Regions from separate parts of the Homo sapiens genome. Here region 2 is linked to region 1. The links are chromatin contacts, found by Hi-C or POLR2A ChIA-PET in ENCODE. All regions are on one chromosome and are shown on one strand. Each heading gives the region's core, a stretch centred on a gene start or an enhancer-like site at or near the end of the contact. The rest is flanking DNA. Distances are from core to core; before and after follow the strand shown.

What was found. A loop is a pair of places that touch in the nucleus more often than their neighbours do. ChIA-PET counts read pairs that join two places held with the same protein, here RNA polymerase II (POLR2A). Pooled maps may share reads with other maps.
Region 2: a map of natural killer cell shows a loop between it and region 1 (2.3-fold over the local background). The contact joins the promoter of PPP2R2B-IT1 here to the promoter of PPP2R2B in region 1. A Hi-C loop is called at or near these places in 2 of 168 maps with a recorded cell type or tissue (endothelial cell of hepatic sinusoid and natural killer cell), 1 of 37 single-sample maps with no recorded cell type and 3 of 50 pooled maps. POLR2A ChIA-PET finds 5 or more read pairs at or near these places in 6 of 52 experiments (CD8-positive, alpha-beta T cell, H1, WTC11 and 2 more).

The regions. Positions count from the first base shown.
Region 1 is chr5:146,876,375-146,880,466 of GRCh38, reverse strand. It overlaps PPP2R2B (protein phosphatase 2 regulatory subunit Bbeta), which reads left to right and starts at 1,710. Exons shown (of 10, transcript NM_181675.4): 1 at 1,710-1,876; 2 at 2,272-2,465. The coding sequence starts at 2,396.
Region 2 is chr5:146,917,808-146,922,078 of GRCh38, reverse strand. PPP2R2B-IT1 (PPP2R2B intronic transcript 1) reads left to right here and starts at 2,573. Exons shown (of 4, transcript NR_047115.1): 1 at 2,573-2,687; 2 at 3,691-3,705; 3 at 4,168-4,256. LOC105378214 (a long non-coding RNA gene) reads right to left here and starts at 3,728. Exons shown (of 2, transcript XR_944386.3): 1 at 3,643-3,728. It also overlaps a transcript of PPP2R2B not described here.

The sequences.
Region 1 (4,092 bases), core at 461-2,960:
AGAAGCTGCAATGTGTAACTACAAAAGGACTGAATGTTGGAACCTCGGTGATAGATACAGCTCATCCCATGGAAGAACCAGCCACGACAACTTGTACTGAAGTGGATTAAATCAACTTGTACCCGTCTTCACCTGTTACTAAAATTTTAAATGTGGATTTTGAACAAACAAGTGTATAAGTCTTAAGCACTAGATGAAAATAAAATAGAATCTATTGAAAGTTGAACTGAACTCCCCCCACCACACACACACACACACACACACACACACACACACACACACACACAAAATAACTATGTCAAGGAACATTTCTGCTCTTTTCTCCCAGGGATATGCAGTCAATTTCTGGAGATGAGGAAGATGTCATTTTCTATCTACCAGAAGTATCCATACTGCATGGAAATCTAATGACAATTCCCAACCTCAGTTAAGGACTTGTTTTTCCATTTTTCTGAACTTCAAATACTTTCTAAATTGTGTTAGCCGAAGCATTGTATGTATATAATTAACTCATAGGTCCCTCTGGGCCCATCTAGCTAAACTTGTGGAGCTTAACTGAGCAAAACATTTGCTGATGTCTCTCCCTACAGTGGTACCCATTGAAATGAATACCTTCTACAAGATGAAACCTAGGAAATGTCGTTTCCAATTGGCTTTCTACTGATTGGGGTTGATGTCTTTTCCAAATTGGCTTTCTAGTGATTTGGGTTGCTTCATTAAATGTTTTTGGTTGTTTCATAACAATAGTAATCTCATTTTCTTTCAAAAGTAGAGTTTGAAATTTGGGAAAACATGGGTGGGGAGGGAATTCTACATTTTCTTCCTAGTTGAAGTAGGAAGACAGGTCTCTTTTCTGTATTAATTGGACTCCTGAAATTCCCCCAGGGTAGCAGTGGCTCTCTGTGGGCACAGGGCTCTTATGCTTATGTTTCTGTGCTTCAATGTACCTTCCATGCTGACAGCAAATAGAAGGTGTTCCTGCACAAGCAAAACCTAACGGAGAGGCTGCAATAATTTGTCCAAAACGAAGTGCAAACTGCAAGGGAGAGTGGACTTTTTCAGACTGATCCTGTTTACTAGTCTGGTGCTTTCCTCCACCTGTGTAGACACAGATGCTTTATTGAACACCAGCCTCCTACAGTTAGAAGGTATTTTGACTCTTAGGAATGGGGGAACCAGTTGCAAAGTTCTGGCCCCTGATCCCCCTCCTATTCCTACTAGAGGGCTTAAGATAGGCTCTGAGCGGCACTTCCCACTTTCTCCTCTTTTTCTGAAGCTTCGAGCCCCAAACCTCGCCCTTTAAATTCACCAAGGGACCACATGCATCATATAAGGGTGAGGAAAAGGGACCTGGATGTAGACTTCCTGACTATCCAAAGGAACCTACTTCTCTTTGCTGTTCTCAAGTTCAGGCGTCCGGAGAAAGGCAGGGAGCTAGGGGCTCTGGGTGCTAGCGTAGACGTGGCCCTTAGCTGAGTGGCGCGAGAGGGGAGGAGGTTGGAAGAGCGCGTCTATGCGTTCCACCTGAACCTGCAAGCTAGTCGCTTGCTGCCCAGGTGCCGATTCGCGGCTGCATGCGCCCCACTGCAGCAAAGAGCAGCCGCAGCCTCTGCCTCGGCCACCACTGCTGCTGGGAAAGAGTCGTGGGGCTGCTGACGCGGTTGGGAGGAGCCTCGCCTTTAATGCACCAGCCGCCTCCAGCCTCCTGCAGCAGCAGCAGCAGCAGCAGCAGCAGCAGCTGCGAGTGCGCGCGTGTGGGTGTGAGGGTGAGTGCGCTGGCGCCGGCTGCAGCGCCCTGCCCAGCTCCCCGCCAGCTTCCCTACCCCCGCCTGCCGGAGCCGCCCTCCCGTGGGACCAGCACCCTCATTCCGGCCAGGCAAGCCTGAATCCTGTCCCTGCCATCTCGCCACTGCAGCTCGGGTCCAGAAAGGCACCATTTTGTCGCGGCTGCCCGCTCTCCCAGGGGGAGGAGGGATCTTTTTTGCATTTTGGAGCGGCTGCCAAGGAGGGGAACCTGTTGGGCATCTCCCCAGACCCGCTTGTGAGCGCCTCCGGGGCGGGCGGGCGGGACCAGACCCCTCGGGGCACGGCGTATCTTGGCACCCGGAGGCAGCGGAGGCAGGCGCAGCATCCTCGCTGGGAACTGGAGCTGGAGTGAGCGCACCGCGCGGGAGGAGCCGCCGCAGCCTCGCAGAACCCGAGTGGAGGAGGTGACAGCTCCATTGCCGGGTTTTTATTTTTTTTCTCTCCGCCTCCCCGTCTCCTCCTCAGGCTCGGACCATGGTGCAGTCCCACTGGCTCCCCTGCCCCCCTCTCCTGTGAGACTGGCTGCGGGGAGGGATCATGGATACTTGTCTGCCGGCTTCTGGTTCCCACGCAAGTAAGCCTGCTGTCAATGGAGGAGGACATTGATACCCGCAAAATCAACAACAGTTTCCTGCGCGACCACAGCTATGCGACCGAAGGTAACGCCAGCCCCGCCGCATTCCGCCGTTGGGGCCGGGCGCAAGTTGCGGATCACTGTGCTTCCTGGGCAGCTGGGCGCGTAGTGGCGGAGACTCCTCCGGGCCCTAGGGCTGGGGCGGGGGCTCGGCTGGCCCCGGCAGCCCCAGTGCACCTCGCATCCATCCGGGCTCCGCGAGGCGAGCTCGGCGTTCAGCAGCAGGTGGACCCGGCGCCCACGGGAGTTAAAATGGCCCTCAGGGATTAGGCTTTTTCAGGGTGGGGCTCTCGCCCAGAAAGATGACCCCAGGAAGGCAGATGACCCCTTCCCCGAGATGTTCGCAGGGGTCTTGGGGGGAGATAAGAAGGGAGGGGCCCAGTAGGACCTTGGTCCCCCCTCCCTGAGCGAAACGATGTTATGTCTCTCAGTGGCTGCAGGGAGGGCAAGGTTTCATTTCCTGCCCATTCATCTCCCCGGCCGGCCAGGTTACCTGCTTAGACAATCAAAACCCCAAAAAGCCCTTTGCAGACGGGCGAACCTCTTTCCTTTTGGAAGTGCATTAGCAAAAATAAAAAGGTGGCTGGGGAAATAGTGCTCTGGCGGGCAGCGAATGAGGCTGACACGTGGGGTGAGCAACGCGATCGGTGGGGCCTTTAAAAATCACCATTATGAATTCTGCAGCAGTAGTTTCTGCTGAATCAACAGCCAGCAGAAAGCAAAAGGGTTCAGCAAGCTGAGCTTTGCCAAGAGGTGAAATTGTCGTCTCTCCCTCTCTCCCAGCTTGTTCTGACATAAGCACTAGTGCTGTGCGGGCAGGAAGGGAAAGTCAGCAGGTGGAATCTCATTCTGCCTTTTGTGTGTGAATAGAGAGTAGAGGCATTTTTTTCCCCCAGTGCCAAAACTTTTGCATTTTTGCTTTCATTTTCTACCTGTAGGCCTTTTATCCTTAGCCACTCATACAAAGTGTTGCATTATCACATTGTAATATCCATGCGAGAAAATGTATGTGGAAATGCTTTAGGACAATGTTGCAAGGTGTATTAATTTAAAATTATTATTCTTGGATGCTAACATTTCTGTAATATTTAATCAAATCAAAAGACTGCTAGAGAAATGTGATGGGGGGAGTAAAAGAGTTCAAGCTCTGAAAGAAATAAAAAGACACACACACATCTGGGGGTAAAGGTGGCATCTTCTATAAACATCCCTGGAAGTTCTAGACAGAAAGAATGTCCAGTGCTATTGAAAGTATATTCTCCATTTGTCATCATTTTTGGAGAGCATCAAGCCCAGTATGCCCATGGTGCTAGACAGATAAAGCAGAGTTGTAAGCTCTGGCTTCCAGGAGCTTAGAGATGGCTTTTAAGATGTGCAGCCCATCCCTCCCCTATACAGAGCACCATACTTACCGATTCTTTTTCTGTGCATGATGGCAACCTGATTGTAAGATGTTCTCCCTCAATCTTAGTGCTTTGTCACTGACTCAGTGACCTGATAGCACATGACTAACTCTGTATCTAAGCATGTCATCCAAGAGAGAAGTTGGCCTTGGGTCTGTTGGCTTTTGGGGGAACATTTATTTCTGTTTGTAACCACAAAGAAAGAGAGCTGCCTTCATGTTTTCTTGTATATTACATTATGCAGGCAAG
Region 2 (4,271 bases), core at 1,324-3,823, 41 kb before region 1:
CAGTTTAGCAAAGGCTTTAGAATCTTTCAGACCTAGGGATGAATCCCAGTTCTGTCACTCAGCCTCTCTGAGCCTCATTTGCCTCATGGTAAAGTGAAGATATACCTACCTTAAGTGGCTGTTGTAAATATTAAATGACAAGAAGAAATAAAAGTTAAATAAATTAAAGCACTCATCCAAGTGACTTGCACATTTATAGCCATAAGAAATGGTAGGCATCTAAATAATTAATAGTAGTAGTACTTGTTGTTATACTTGAATGGCTAGTGAGACATGGTCTCTGTTCTTAAGATGCCTTTCTAGGGGAGGAGGTGTGGAATGTGTACAGGTAATGAGTGTCAGAAGAGAAACAGAGATGAACTGATACAGAGAAGCAGAGATGAACTGATATAGAAGTTCACAGGAAGATGAAATTTCTTCTCCATTTTGAGAGCTGAGAAGGCTCACCAATATGTATTTTACATGCAGAAGCTAGCAGGATTATGTTTAACTTTAGGTGACATCTTTTGAGTCTTTTCTCATGTCTCTCTAAGAAACGAAATCTTAAGTGTCAGTAAAAGCTTGTAAGAGAAAGATACACGAGCAATGCTGACACTTGCATAAGCACGTGTGCTCTAGGGAATGCGAGTTGCTGGATGTCTCCACTGCTCTGTCCCACCTCACATGAGAGATGAAATTGTTGTTGCCTGTCCATGTGGCAAAAGGAGTAGCTGCTTGATTCATGGTTTAGTTGGGGCTATCAGGTTGTACTCCCAAAGGCATTTGATAATCTGTTCAGCTGAGCACAGTCATTTGTCTTGTTTGCTGACTACTTAGCAGATGAATTTGTGATTTTGGTAATTACTATGTGAACATTAATAAGACATGATATCTTTTATTAATTAGCACTTTATGGGGTTTTTCAAAATAGCAAAATCTAGATGATTTACAAATATTAATGAGTCACTAGTATTAGTTTTGCAAAATTAACATTTGGAGGTTATTCACTCTAGAATAGTTTTTCCCTCTGAAGTCTTTTACTGAAGAACAAAGACCAGAGACAACATACTGTACCCTGCACCCTAGAAAAGACTAATTTGGTCTGCCCAGGCAGAAATGGTTTAATTTAGAGATGTACTTACTTAACACATTTTTCCATTTTAATTCTCTCCAAAGAGGTTTTGGTGGTCAAAGGATAAAATACTTTCAGAAAATTAAGTTATGCTTGAGGAATGATTTTCTAACAGAATTCTATGAGATTCAGACCTGTTTTTCAAACGTAGGGGATACTGCAGACGTACCCACCCACTCCCCTACAAAACAAACACACACACACACAGCATAAAAGGACACAACAGTGTGCTGGAGCAGTGTGCTGGAACAGGTTGGCAGGAGCTTCATTCTGCTCTGGGGCTCTCTCCCCCGTAGCCAGCCTCTTCCTTCCATGTACACACGTACCAGCAAGCCATCATGAAAAGCCACTTCCTAGCAGGGACTGGCAGTCATGAAGTTATGTAGCAAAGAACAGCATCTTTAGTAGGTTAACTCAGTCGGAAAGCACTTCTGAACAAAGCAATCAGGTGGCATATTGTTACTGCCCTCCCTGAAGAACTCATTTAATGACTCTTAGAACGGTACAATTTCCTTTAAAGATCCAGATGCCTACTGTGCTTTAAACTGCCTGCACGGCCCATGGTTGACAGCCTCAACAAGCATTTCTTGAGCACCCACTGTGTGCCTCTCACTGTATTGGGCCTGGTAAGGGCTTTATAGCACACAGCAAAGACAGCCTGTGCCAGGCAGGGTGTAGAGCCCATGTCACTAGTTATTACGGGAGCAACTATGATGCAACTTGCTTTTGCCACTAAATTTAAACTAGCAAATAGACTCAAAGGAAGAGATTGTTCATCTTTTCTGCCCAGCCACCTTTTCAGAAACCCAAATAATTCCTATAATGTAGGGATTATTTGTAATAATTACTATAACCTTCATGTACGGCCTGATTATGTGCCACATATTATGCAGTTTACCTTTGTTTTCTCACTTCTCACAAAGATATCTTTGGTAATTACTTATATTTGTAAGCCCATTTTTTAGATGAGCAAATTCATGATTAAGATATTAAGTAACTTATCAAAAGTTACACAACTATTAAGAGGCAGAGCTATATCAGTGGCTGCCATGATACGCAAACTGGTTTAATTAATTTTCTAAATAAACGTTTAATTCAGTGCCCAACTATTTTTCTTATTACAAGTCACAAAATTGAAACTACTGAGCTTTTCACCTGTAAAGTTGCTATTCTGGCATAGTCTACAGATTAAACATTAAACACTCAACTACATAGCAAGAATCTGGAGCTATTGTTTGGGCTGTCCATGGAGATGTCTTTGCCAACTGTGTCCAGTTGTGGCAGGTGAGTCCTTCAGGGGCACCCCATTAAAAGGGTGTATGAACATAGTCATCTGCTGCCCCACAGAAGTGGGCGCTGGTATGGGAGAATGTGCGGAAGACAGAGCCTGTCTCAGCTGGGTGGTCTGTTGCTCTGGCTTTGTCTTTGTTGCCTGGGCAACATCTCTCTCAGAATGTGAGAAACTCACTTTCTCTTTTGCATGTTGATCTGTGGGAAGGACTAACAGCTGTAGCTATAGGTTGCCTGTTATCCACTACCACCTATAGTTGAGAAACAGAAACCAGATTTTGGGGAGGTAAACCATCAGGCCCAGGGTGCAGAAAGATATTAAATCACTGAGCTTCTTTTATGTAGCTCTGAAATTAGTTGGGAAAAAGATCACCTCCCTGAATCCTGGGAGCTTTTTCTACTAAATTTTTCTCTAAGACAAATATCCTGTAGAAATATTCTTTATTTTTCCTGTGATAGCTGGAGGGAATTTTGAGAAGACAGTGCTGTAGAGTAATTGTGAACATGGGTTTTGACATCAGTCTTTGATTCAAAGCTTGGCTTCACCATATGCTAATTATGTCTTTGGGCAAGTTATTTAACTCCTCTTAACCTGTTTCCTCATCTAGGAAATGGGAACTTTCATATATAGGTTTTGCATATAATTGATTTCTAATTATTTATTCAAAGTCTACTCGTGTCAGGCATTCAGCTAGAGGCTAGTGAAACAACTGTGAATTAGTAGACACGGTGTCAGCCTTCGTAGAGGTTAAATCTAGCAGAAAAGGTGCAATTTAAATAGTCATTTCAAGTATTGAGTTACAAAAGAGTTTTTCCTCTTTTTTAACCTTGGAAGCAAACAACAGGGAAAACTGGAGATAGCCTCTTCAGGAAAAAAAATAGTAAGGTCTTAAAGGGAGGTATGAGATAATCAGGTGACTAGTGGGAGAAATGTGGTTACAAGGGAATATATTTAAAGGCCTATTGGCAAGACAAAGTATAAACACAGGAAGAACCAAAAGTATAGATGAGACCAGACCCATCCAGAAAGGGGCAGAGTGGTATTAGATGAGGTTGAGAGAGAGGCAAAAGTTTGTGGAATCTCAGAGAGTCTCATAAACTATGTTAAAACATTTGGACTTTATCCTAAAGGCAATGGGAAGTCCTTAAAGGATTTAAATGAGAGGGCTATATAGAGAAGTTGTGAATATTGAATAAAATAATATTCACAAATGCTTAGCCTACTATTAGTACCTATTTACCTCTCAATAAATGCAAGCTGCCATTATCATCAACTTCATCATTCTAAGTATTACCAACTTTAGGTAAAAGGCAAAAATCCTGCCCCATACTATGGAAAGAAACTTAGGTAGTTTGTGGTGGAGCAAACATGGAAATCCTGAAAGGCTGGGAAAACCATTCTCAACTTGCAGTAGTGCAGAGCCCAAGGCGAGTTTCCCTTCATATATATTCTTCCTCCTGTTTCTTTGCTTCTCTGCCTTGCTACCTCCACAGTGAATTCACAGCTTGTTAAGCAGTGAAGTCATAATTCTTTCTGGCAGTTCTGTCATTTTCATAATGGATTCTTTGCTTGAGCCTAAACATACAAAAATGCAGGTAGACAAGATTATATGTTTTCAAGGAAAGCCAGTGCCAGGGATGGGGGACTGCAGGGAGTGTGAGGGGGCATCTTACTGCAGGAAGTTTGAGGCAGCAGCTCTGAAAAGCAGATAGCTTGCATAATGACATGTATCCATCTGTATTTGAGATGACTCTGTTTTAATCAGGAGGAGATGTCAGATTGCTTGGCACTTTACTGTTAAACAGATACTTCGCATCCTTGAGTAGCAAATAAAACAACAGGACTCAGTAAAAGGTGAGGAAAGCAAAA